Regions from separate parts of the Homo sapiens genome. Here region 1 is linked to region 2. Evidence: read pairs that join two places in POLR2A ChIA-PET (ENCODE). Cell type or tissue: OCI-LY7. All regions are shown on one strand. Each heading gives the region's core, and the rest is flanking DNA. Links, peaks and the distances in the headings are about the cores only. Region 1 has its middle 13 kb from the start of LINC01191. Region 2 overlaps ACTR3-AS1 (ACTR3 antisense RNA 1).

What was found. ChIA-PET counts read pairs that join two places held together with the same protein. Peaks named below come from ENCODE experiments on the same cell type or tissue, not always from the same donor. Only the 100,000 strongest peaks of a DNase experiment are listed, where the experiment ranks them.
Region 1: POLR2A ChIA-PET joins it to region 2 with 5 read pairs; 4 of 35 experiments call an interaction of 5 or more read pairs at or near these places.

The regions. Positions count from the first base shown.
Region 1 is chr2:113,963,731-113,969,117 of GRCh38, forward strand. No RefSeq gene overlaps it. Among named protein-coding and RNA genes, the nearest start is that of LINC01191, 13 kb to the right of the region's middle. RefSeq lists an enhancer at 3,102-3,396. In OCI-LY7, for the core only: CTCF peaks have their summits at 431 (motif pointing right), 630, 2,113 (motif pointing right) and 2,315; a DNase peak (open chromatin) is centred at 2,111.
Region 2 is chr2:113,858,733-113,864,119 of GRCh38, forward strand. It overlaps ACTR3-AS1 (ACTR3 antisense RNA 1), which reads right to left. Exons shown (of 5, transcript NR_110174.1): 2 at 2,732-2,829. Among named protein-coding and RNA genes, the nearest start is that of ACTR3, 29 kb to the right of the region's middle. RefSeq lists a silencer at 3,267-3,316. In OCI-LY7, for the core only: no CTCF peak of the experiment used is centred there; DNase peaks (open chromatin) are centred at 819, 1,109, 3,189, 4,609 and 2 weaker places; H3K4me3 peaks cover 4,327 bases; H3K27ac peaks cover 5,000 bases.

The DNA.
Region 1 (5,387 bases), core at 92-5,091, 100 kb after region 2:
TTTTAATGACCTCAAGCTCAGAGATCTGCTAGTGATCTCACCTTTAGATAACATCTGAGTTGAATGTCTGTGGAGTCCCCTGCCACTGGTATATCTCAAAAGAAATAGCATTATTTGGTCTGGGCAGTACTGTCTTTGTCTATTTATCTATCTTCACCTCTATAAAGTGGGAGGTTGCAACTCTGTGGGCAGTATTCCTCAGGGCACTAGAACAATGAATGAAATGGTGTTACGTATTTTCCCCTCAAGGAGAAATGACTTCTTAAACCCCAAGTGGAAGATTTTTCATTCCGTCATTAGTATTCTAGTATTCTTTTTGAAATTGAAGTAGCAACATGCCTTTGACCTGTTTCACAAAGTTGACAAACGACTTTTTGAGACATTTAGCCAAGAGATGGAAGGAGTGGCAGATGTGGCTTCTGAGCTTACTCCTTCCGTCCACCCACTAGATGTCTCTCTTTTCTGCCCTTATCTGTAAGTGAATATATTTAAATAAGGCTTGCTATTAAAATCAAATTGAATCTGGACTATGGAAATAATGCATTTCATTTTCTTATTTAAAGCATGCCATTTTCAGTAATATACCCATGACTTGAGTAAAACCAAAGATGTTCTTTAGGGTATGACAGTAATTTGCAGTGGGATTTATTTATCAGCAGTATTGATTTGGAACATTCTATATGCTAAGCACTCTTCAAGATGCTGGGGGTAGTGGTGAATGAAATACGTGATTTTTGCATTCTGGAACTTTAAAAGTATATTCAAGCTACAGCAAAGTAACGTTAAAATTTCAAAATCAGAAATAAGATTGTTTACATTCTTGCATTAATGAAATCCAGGAGAGGTAAAGGATTGAGTAACATTCTAAGATTTATTTTTTTTTGCCCTTGAAATTCTCTTTTTACAGTACTTGCTAGTGTTCTCTACATTTTTTTAAGGTTAGACTTTGTACAGTTTCTCCAGTTGAAAAGATGCGAAGTTAATTGCATAATTACTGAAACGTAAGACATGTTCATCCCTTAATATTACATTACACATACATGATAACTGGCTTTAATTCATCGTGCAGATTTGAGGCACTCATAAACTGGCCCTACATTTGTCCATTGAAAATATATGTACTATAAATGAAGGTTTCTTCCCTGGAAGAGAAAGTTCAGAAACTGTTTCCATATTTGCAACATGTGATCTAGAACTACATAAGTGGTACGTTTTTCATGTTTCAATCTGAATCCTAAGTGATGGCATGGATTGGTTTAACCAGTTGCTCTGTATTATTTTAGCATAGAACTGACCATTGGCATCCCGCTCCCAAGATAATTTTCCTAAGGTGAGCTTTACCATGGAAGAAGATTGTGATTTTGATTTTATATCCCAAAATATATTTACTCAAAGTATGCTTTCCTCTGTATCCTAATAATTTAAGTTGGCTATTTTCCACAGAAAATTTCAATAACTTAAAAATGCTCAAAGTTATAAAATTACCTTAAGAACGAACTCAAAATGTATGGTGTTCTGAGGTCCAGGCGTTATGTGCTCGGGGTCCCTTACATCCTTGGCTAGATCATTACCCTTTCCAAAGTAGCTGGCCTCCTTGGGCTTATTATAAACTTACAAATGAGCAACTATAGAAGGAAGTAAAGTTCCTTAAGAAAGTGGATGCGGGCCATTTTAGCTTAAGTAGTAAGCAAACGAGCTGAAGCTACACTTATCAAGAAAGCAAACAGCTTTCTTCCATGTGCTGCCAAATTCTTTTAGAGTATCCTTATAAAACCTGCAAAATGGACTCAAAATTTATAGCTTAAAGCTAACACTTATAAAGAAGATCCGCATCCCAGGTTGTGAGTTTTGGGGATAGCACTTCAGAATGAGATAAAAGCTGCTTGAGGTTAGATACATATGAAGGCTTGTAAATATTTTGAAAAATGGAATTAATATGTGTTCTGGCAGCACAAAAGTCTTTTAGGTAGCCTTGAGTTATTTTAGAGTGAGGGAGCTTTCCCTTCACATCTCATTGTGCCAAGTAGGACTCCTGCTCTAAGATGTCTTACACACCTGGCTCTAAGCAGCAGCTGTAGTAATGCATATGTGATGTCGCTGCTGACCTCAAGAGGGGGCTCCACACATTGAGTAAAAACAAAGCAATCTTACATGGAGAGGCCTTCCTGACACTTGTCATCACTGCTGCCTTTGAATGTGTACCTTAGTGTCATCTCTGAGATAAGGGCCAGTTCTAATACATGTGGCTGATCAACAGGACATGGTTGAATACTTGGTAAGGACTTCTCTTTAGGAATGGTTTTCATGTATTAATCTAGTTTTAATTAATCTAAACATTGATGAACTTGATTATATTTTGGTGCAGAGCTGAACTGCTTTATCAGATGGGAAGTTTTGTCTCATGTTCACTAAATCCAAGTAAGTTTACCCTAGAATTATTAAAAACAGAGAGAAGTTCTAGTTTCATGTCTTTCACGCTTCTGAACAACAACTTTTTGTGCTATCTGTTCTCTGATTTACACCCACCAGACTAATTTACAAACAACTCCTTGCAGTGTATTAACGTTTCATGATGAGATGAAGTGGAAAGTGTTCTATGACACAAAAGCCCTTTACTCAAGGGGTACCGCAGGGTTGAGAAAAGCTTTCCACTCCAAATGGTGTCATTATGTTCTCTATAATGGGTGCGATTGTTTAATAATGACATATTTGAGCTGAGATGATTGAACATACATTATTTGAGTAATAAAAACTCAATAGGCTATGCCTTTTTAAGCAGTTAATGTATGCCTAGGGTAAGATAAGACAGAAAAGCCTCGTTGTCATCCTCCATAAAAAGAGCAAAATCTTAAAGGTGCAGGTTTGAAAGTATATTTCTGTAAACGGGATTTACACAGAAGGCTATCCTGTGTGCATAGCTGTTTCCTTTGAAAAGTTCCCTTTGTAGGAGCAACTTTGTTGAATAGATTCCTATTGAAATCCTATTAAAATAATGGTTTTTTTCCAGCTGAGGAGGATTGGCTTGCCTTCAGTTTTGCAAGTGGGAAGCTCTTCTAATTTTAGGAGAGCTCCCTAACCTGCCACTTGACCTAACCTCTTTAGGTTGATGAACTTGAAATACTGCTGCTTCTTGGTAATCAGGTTCAGTCCAAAATTTTTTTCTAAGTATGTACCATATAAGAGACACTGTGCCAGACCTTGGCGGGAATACAGTGTACTTTGTATTTACAGTCTCGCATGGAGACAGCCCTGAATATTACTAACCAAAATGCAGGACAGTGTGTGTTTAGTGTTGTAACGGAAGTGAGTAAGTAAAAATTAACTCAGACTGAGGAAGTATAAATCTGTCTTGTCCTTCATCACACACAGATAAAGCCAGGAGACAATATTTCTCCCAAGGACCTGCTACAGCTATAACCTGTCATAACTCCCTTCGAGTGACTATTTCCCTTCTTACTCGCTGAGAAACTTTCTTCTCTAAAATCACAGACTATCAGAAAATCTACGGTTGAAAGTTCTATCAGTAAGAATGAAACATCCCACTTTTACATAATTCACTTTGACAGAGAGAAGCAGCCTTGATTCCCAAAGGAAATGCAGAACTTCAGATAAGGACTTCTTGGACACACATTCCACATCTATCTTAACTATAGTTTCCATGGATACAGGATCCTAGGCCCACTTGCACACCTGATCCCTTTAGACACAGCCCTGCTTTGTTCTGAGCCTATGGAAATGCTGATTCATTTGAATTTTACCCTACCCTTAAATCTTAATTTCTGTGGTTCCTCTGTGTATAGTTTCCTTCATGATAATGGGTCATCTTTGTCAGACTATAGGTTTGTTAACAGTATTTGATACTGCAGACATGAGACCACGAAAACTGTATTGATTTTTTTATTTCAGTAATTCTCAATTTAGCATTATATATGTGTGTGTATTTACATAATATGTAACATATATCCCTTTATCCTGTTTTTTCCACTTTTAATGGTTTTGCCTTTTTTTTTCCTTTTTTTTTTCTTTTTTTCTTTTTTTTGAGACAGAGTCTTGCTCTATCACCCAGGCTTGAGTGCAGTGGCTTGATCTCACCCCATTGCAACCTCTGCCTCCTGGGTTCAAGTGATTCTTGTGCCTCAGTCTCCTGAGTAGCTGGAATTACAGGCATGCACCACCACACCCAGCTAATTTTTGTACTTTAGAGACGGGGTTTCAACATATTGGCCAGGCTTGTCTCGAACTCCTGACCTTAAGGGATCTGCCCAACTCTGCCTCCCAAAGTGCAGGGATTACAAGCGTGAGCCACCGTGCCCAGCCAGTTCCACCTGATTTTTAAAATTGCGTTGGCCAGCATTGGACACACAGTAAATGTTTAATAAATACTTTCCACGTTGAATCAAAGAAGTTTCCTATCTTAGCTATTTCCTTGAAACTTTCCTGAAGTTTGAAACCTAACAGATCATCAGTGACGTCCTCATCACAGTTTCACCTCTGCCTAATAAAGCACAAATTACTCTTAAGCAGTGAGGCGCTGTGCAGTTGAAGCCTTTTATAACTCCATTTGTCTGCAGTCACCTAAATGTCAGTGGACAGATGTGTTTGTCATAGTGTGTGATAAGTGCAAATAACCCTTGTTAGTAGTGTCATTAGAGGTGAAATAGATGCATAGGAACTAAGAGGTCATAAGCTGTCAGGTTTTACTCTAAGGAAATATAGAATGTCATTTGCACCTGAAAATGTGCAGAAGTAAATGGACAATTCTTCACCCCAATCTGTTTTTCAAAGCTTTGCATGTTTACATTTGTTCATCCACTACCTTAGTCACAGCATAGTGAAATAAACCATAAATTAAAAATAGCTCAGCGTACCACTGAAGAATCAATAGATCTGAATATAGTAGCGTAGAAAAAGCTTCGGTTTACTGGATGTACCTTCAAGGTGGACCATACCCTTTAGGTAGAGGATTAGTGGAGAACAGAAATCTCTGCCTCTCTATGGCTAGAAGTGGATCTATGTCATTGACCTACCTACAGTGGCACTTTTCCTTACTTGAAAGTTGGGTATACAGTGACCTCACCTACTCATAGAACCTGCAAAAGTGGGAATTAATAGAAAAAGGCTTTTGAGTAGCCAAAAAGGATTTGATAAAGTTAATATTCTAAGTTAGCCTGTTCTCTTACCACATAGTATGTCTCCTCAGTTCTTGTTTGCTTGATGCAAAGTTCTGAAGCTTAGTGACAAGGGACTTACCTTTGTCCCTGTTCCTACATCCTTCTAGGCTCTAACTGGTTTGATGAAGCGTGAGTAGCTCAGAGATATACATGCCAAGAACGGCCTGGAACAGTTTTATTGCCCCTCCCCTGCCCAACTCATTGAAGGAAACAGGA
Region 2 (5,387 bases), core at 184-5,183:
TAGAAATTTCATGTGGAACTGACAAATTGTGAATAAGTTGAAGTTTTGAGTTATCAGAAAGGAGGAGTGAGCAGTTATGAACAAGCAGAAGCTATAGGTAAGCCAAAATCAAACGGTATTTATAGGAGAGTTGAAAAATTAGTAGAAATGGGAATGGTAGCAGTACAGTTGGAGGGATGCTGAGTCACTGCATTTATGGGATCCCTGAACTTGCCAAGGCAGCAAGAAGATGACTCAGATTGGTGACTCTTCCACTGGATGCTTCTAGTTCCTGAGTGACTTCCAGAGTCCAAGAGGCCCAGCTCGACAGCTTTTCTTGATATGCCAGAAGGTCCTTAAAGTCCTTATTTCCATAAATACCGTCACGATACCCCTGCTCCCATCACCCAGATGAACCGCTGTTCTTTGTAGTGAAATGGTCTTAACAAACATCTCAATAATAACATTGGCTAACACTTATTTAACATGGATTATGTGCCAAGCACTGAGATATTAATTTTACACATTGTACCTCACTTAATTTTCTCAACAATCCTATGAGGCAGGTACATATTATTCTTACCAATTTATGGATGGAGAAACCTAACTTAGAGAGGTTACCTTGCTTGTCCAAGTCACATCTTCTGTAGGGGAGCTAAGTCTGAAGCAGATCTGTATAACTCTAGAGTCCAAACATGTAATTATATTTAACTTCTCTCAAGTTACTCAGTTCCCTTGGGATCATTTCGGGTGTAGAGAGTGTAAGTAATTTAACTTTAAGTCATAAAATAAGAAATGTAGCAACCAGAACTAAAAGGGGAAAAAAGACTCATCATGAATATCACGTGTTATAAAATAATCATGTGTCTTGCTGAAACTTCATAAAAGAGAAGTTCTAGAAAGTTATCCCAAAGCAAGAAGTGGTGAATGGGAATTTATTACTAATTTTAGATACATAATATGTGCCAGATGTATTGTCCTATTTGAACAAATGGCTAAGGAAAATATGTATTCTTTGTAGTTTAATAGTGGCCTCAATTTTCCTAATTTGCTTCATAAAGTCTTACGCTCTTGACAGGGAATTCTCCTGCAAAGGGGTTTTTAGAAATCAACCATGGATGTAGAGAAGAGACTACTTTGCATAAAAAAAAGAGAAGTGAAACTGTAGAGTTTAAAAAAAAAAATGTGGCCAGGGACGGTGGCTCATGCCTATAATCCCAGCACTTTGGGAGGCTGAGACAGGTGGATCACCTGAGGTCAAGAGTTCAAGACTAGCCTGGCCAACATGGTGAAACCCTTTCTCTACGAAACGTACAAAAATTAGCTGTGTGTGGTGGCGTGCGCCTGTAGTCCCAGCTACTCAGGAGGCTGAGGCAGGAGAATTGTTTGAACCCAGGAGGTGGAGTTTTCAGTGAGCTGAGATTGTACCACTGCACTCCAGCCTGAGCAACAGAGCGAGACTCATCTCAAAATAAATAAATAAAATAAAAAATATATGTGTAAGAAAAATAAACTGTGAGATATGAAGTGTAAAATTTCAACTCTTCTAATTATGCTGAATTAATAACTAAAATTTATTTTTCAAAAACTGGAAAATTTAGCAGAGATGTAGCTATTTAAAAATGAATAATAATGTTGAATATGTGTTTGCTCCATGAGGGCATAGATTTTTGTATTTCCTTCACTACTGGATCCTTAGAAGCTGGAACAGACTCTGTTATATAGTAGATGTTCAATAAAAATCTGTTAAATAGAACAAATAAATGACTGAACTCAGAAAACTGAGATTATTCTCTGAATTGTATCTCTAAATGATATACGAGCAAGTCATTTAGCATATTTGGATGCAAGTTTTATTTATTTATTTGTGAGATTTTTGTGTTATAAAAGATACTGCAAGGAGAGGGAATTTGTTCTACTAGACATAAAACCGAACAGCATGGCACTGGTTTAGGAACAGGCAATAAGTCAAAGGAACAGACTAGAAAATGTAGAGATAGACTTTGTATACACACATACACACACACTCACACTCACACTCACACTTATTTAAACAACATCAGTATATAATATAAAATGAATTGTTTATGACATCAGGCCATTGATTAAGATAAATAATATTAATTCCCTTTCAAGCCATATACAAAGCTAAATTCCAGATAGATCAAGGACTTGAACATGTTTTAATAAAAAAGCAAAGTATAGTCGGGCACGGTGGCTCATGTATGTAATCCCAGCACCTTGGGAGGCCAAGGTGGGTGGATTTCTTGAGGCCAGGAGTTCGAGACCAGCCTGGCAAACAAGGCAAAACCCCATCTCTACTAAACATACAAAAATTAGCCGGGCATGGTGGCACACACCTGTAATCCCAGCTACTACTCAGGAGGCTGAGGAATGAGAATCACTTGAACTTGGGAGGTGGAGGTTGCAGTGAGCTGAGATTGCACCACTGCACTGCAGCCTGGGTGACAGAGCGAGACTCTGTCTCAAAAAAAGAAGCAAAGTATAAAACTACTAGGAACAAAATTCACAAATTCATAGAAATGTTTTTTATAACCTTACCGTGGTGTATCCTTTGTAAGAGTAATGCCAGGCTAGGCCCAGTGGCACATGCCTGTAATCCCAGCACTTTGGGAGGTTGAGGCAGGTAGATCGCTTGAGCCTAGGAGTTGGAGACCAGCCTGGGCAACATAGTGAGATCCTGTCTCTGTGAAAAAAAATAATAATAATAACTGGGTGTGGTGGTACATACCTGTGGTCCTAGCTACTTGGGAGGCTGAGGTAGGAGGATTCTTTGAGTCCAGGAGGCAGACGCTGCAGTGAGCCATGACTGCACCACTGCACTCTTATCTGGGTGACAAAAAGAGAACATGTCTCAAAACAATATTTTAAAAAAGAGTAACACCAAAGCCAAAACTATAAATAAAACAGATTACAGTATGAACAATTATGTGCATTAGAGTGCAGGAGAAAATAAAAAGTGTTATGGAACTAAGAGGAAAACTTGGACGATTGAAGATGGTACCATACATCCAGGCTAATGATGTTACTTTAAAATATTTCTTATGCCTGTCACAGCGGCTCACGCCTGTAATCCCAGCATTTTGGGAGGCTGAGGTGGGACAATTGCTTGAGCCCAGGTGTTCAAGACCAGCCTGAGCAACACAGTGAGAACCTGTCTCTATGAAAAATAAAAAATTAACCAGGCGTGGTGCCATGCACCTGTGGTCCCAGCTGCTCAGGAGGTTGAAGTGGGAGAGTCACTCGAACCCAGGAGGTTGAGGCTGCAGTGATCGCACCACTGTACTCCAGCATGGGCAACCGAGGGAGACCCTGTCTCAAAAATAAAATAAATAGAATATTTCTTAAATTATGAAACTTTTATCGCATTACCAAAACTTTAGGGAAATAGAAAATAGAAAAAACATCCCCTGAGTACAACACAGTGACTATCATTTTTGCTTATTCCCTTGCAATATTTTTCATAGGCATTTTTTTGCTAAGATATTTCACATGCCATAAAATTCACTCCTTTAGAGTGTACACTTTAGTGGATTTTAGTATATTCACAAAGATGTGTAAGCATCACCACTCTTTTAATTCCAAAACGTTTTCATCCCCCACCCCAGAAAACATGACGGCAACCCATTAGCAGTTACTGTTCACCCCCACTCCCTCAGCCAAAATCTACTTTCTGTCTCTGTTTGTCATAGGCATGTTTTAAACCCATTTGAATTATAGAAGCCTTCTTTGTTTCATTTAAGTGTCTATCAGAAACAAGCTTTCCATAAGTGAACAGTCTTCAACCTTTTGTACAGAAAATCAACTCTAAAATGTTTGCAGAGGGCAAAATATAAAAGGAAGAAAAACAGAAAGAAAAAGGGTCATTCCAGGATACCAATTAAAAGATGAAAATGTACACAATTTATAAGCAAGTATACAACACAGGTCAAGAAGTGAATAGGGATTCTTTGATGCTTTCACTTTCTTAGTAAAAAAAAAAAAAAAAAGAAGAAAAAGTAAATAGGGCCAGGAGCGGTGGTTCACGCCTGTAATCCTAGCACTTTGGGAGCCAAGGCAGGTGGATCACCTGAGGTCAGGAGTTCGAGACCAGCCTGGCCAATATGGTGAAACCTCATCTCTACTAAAAATACAAAAAATTAGCCAGGCATGGTGGTGGGCGCCTGTAATCCCAGCTACTCGGGAGGCTGTGGCAGGAGAATCCCTTGAACCCAGGAGGTGGAGGTTGCAGTGAGCCAAGATCGTGCCATTGCACTCCAGCCTGGGCAACAAGAGCGAAACTCCATCTCCAAGAAAAAAAAAAAAGTGAAACAGCACTAGGTCAGATTATTGAAGAAAGGAACATTTTCTGGGGTCTGATGGTTTTACTATTGTGTTATCCTCAAAAAAATTTTTTGACCAAGGCAGTACACGCACATATTTACAAAAAAGTCAACAATGCTGAAGAGCTTATTGTAAGAGGTAAGAAAGCTTTGCCAGTCCTTCCCACCCCCAACCCACCCCGTTACCTTCCACTCAAGCCCTAGAACAAGTCTGACTTCTTAACGGCTACAGTTTCAAAAATTCTTCTGGGTGGTTACTTCCCTATCTCTAAATAATACAGTTATATCACCACTTCTTTATTTATCAGACAGACAGGCTTTATCTGTGGACTTCCTTCCTATTCTGATAGATGAGAACTTAGTTCACTTACACCCTCCTCCCTCCCAATATGGATGTCTCATTATTTTTAGTTCCTCTATTGTAATTTTAGGTAACTTATTTACTTGAATTCCTCTTTGTAATTTTCTTAATATATGAATATTTGCTTCCTGTTCTGCTAACTGTAACTTGTATCTCTCAAGTCCCCACTTTGTGTGGATCTTCTTCCCTTCTACTTCCAAAATTCTGTCTGCATGTTGTTTTCTAGATTTCAATAGACTAAGTGAAAAAGTTCAAAGGACCAGCACAATGGAATATGAAGTTTTAACAAATGACATTCAAAAAACTGTGAAGTGGTTCACGCACATAAGCAAGAAACTAATATAGGAACACACATCCATCCATCATTCAGCTTTTTCAAATCTTAACATTATCACATATTTGCTTCCCTTTAAAAAGAGAAAGCATTGTCAGTCCACTGAGACCCCATGTACTATTGATTGTATTTCTCTTCTACCTCAATATTCATCATTATATCAAAATCGCTCTTATTAACTCAGCATTTACCATTCTACCACTTGATTTTATACTTTTGACACATACTTTGGCATCCATAAACATTGTATATTAGGCTGGGCATGATGGCTCACTCCTGTAATTATAGCATTTTGGGAAGCTGAGGCGGGTGGATAGCTTGTGCTCAGGAGTTTGAGACCAGCCTGGGCAACATGGTGAGACCCTATCTC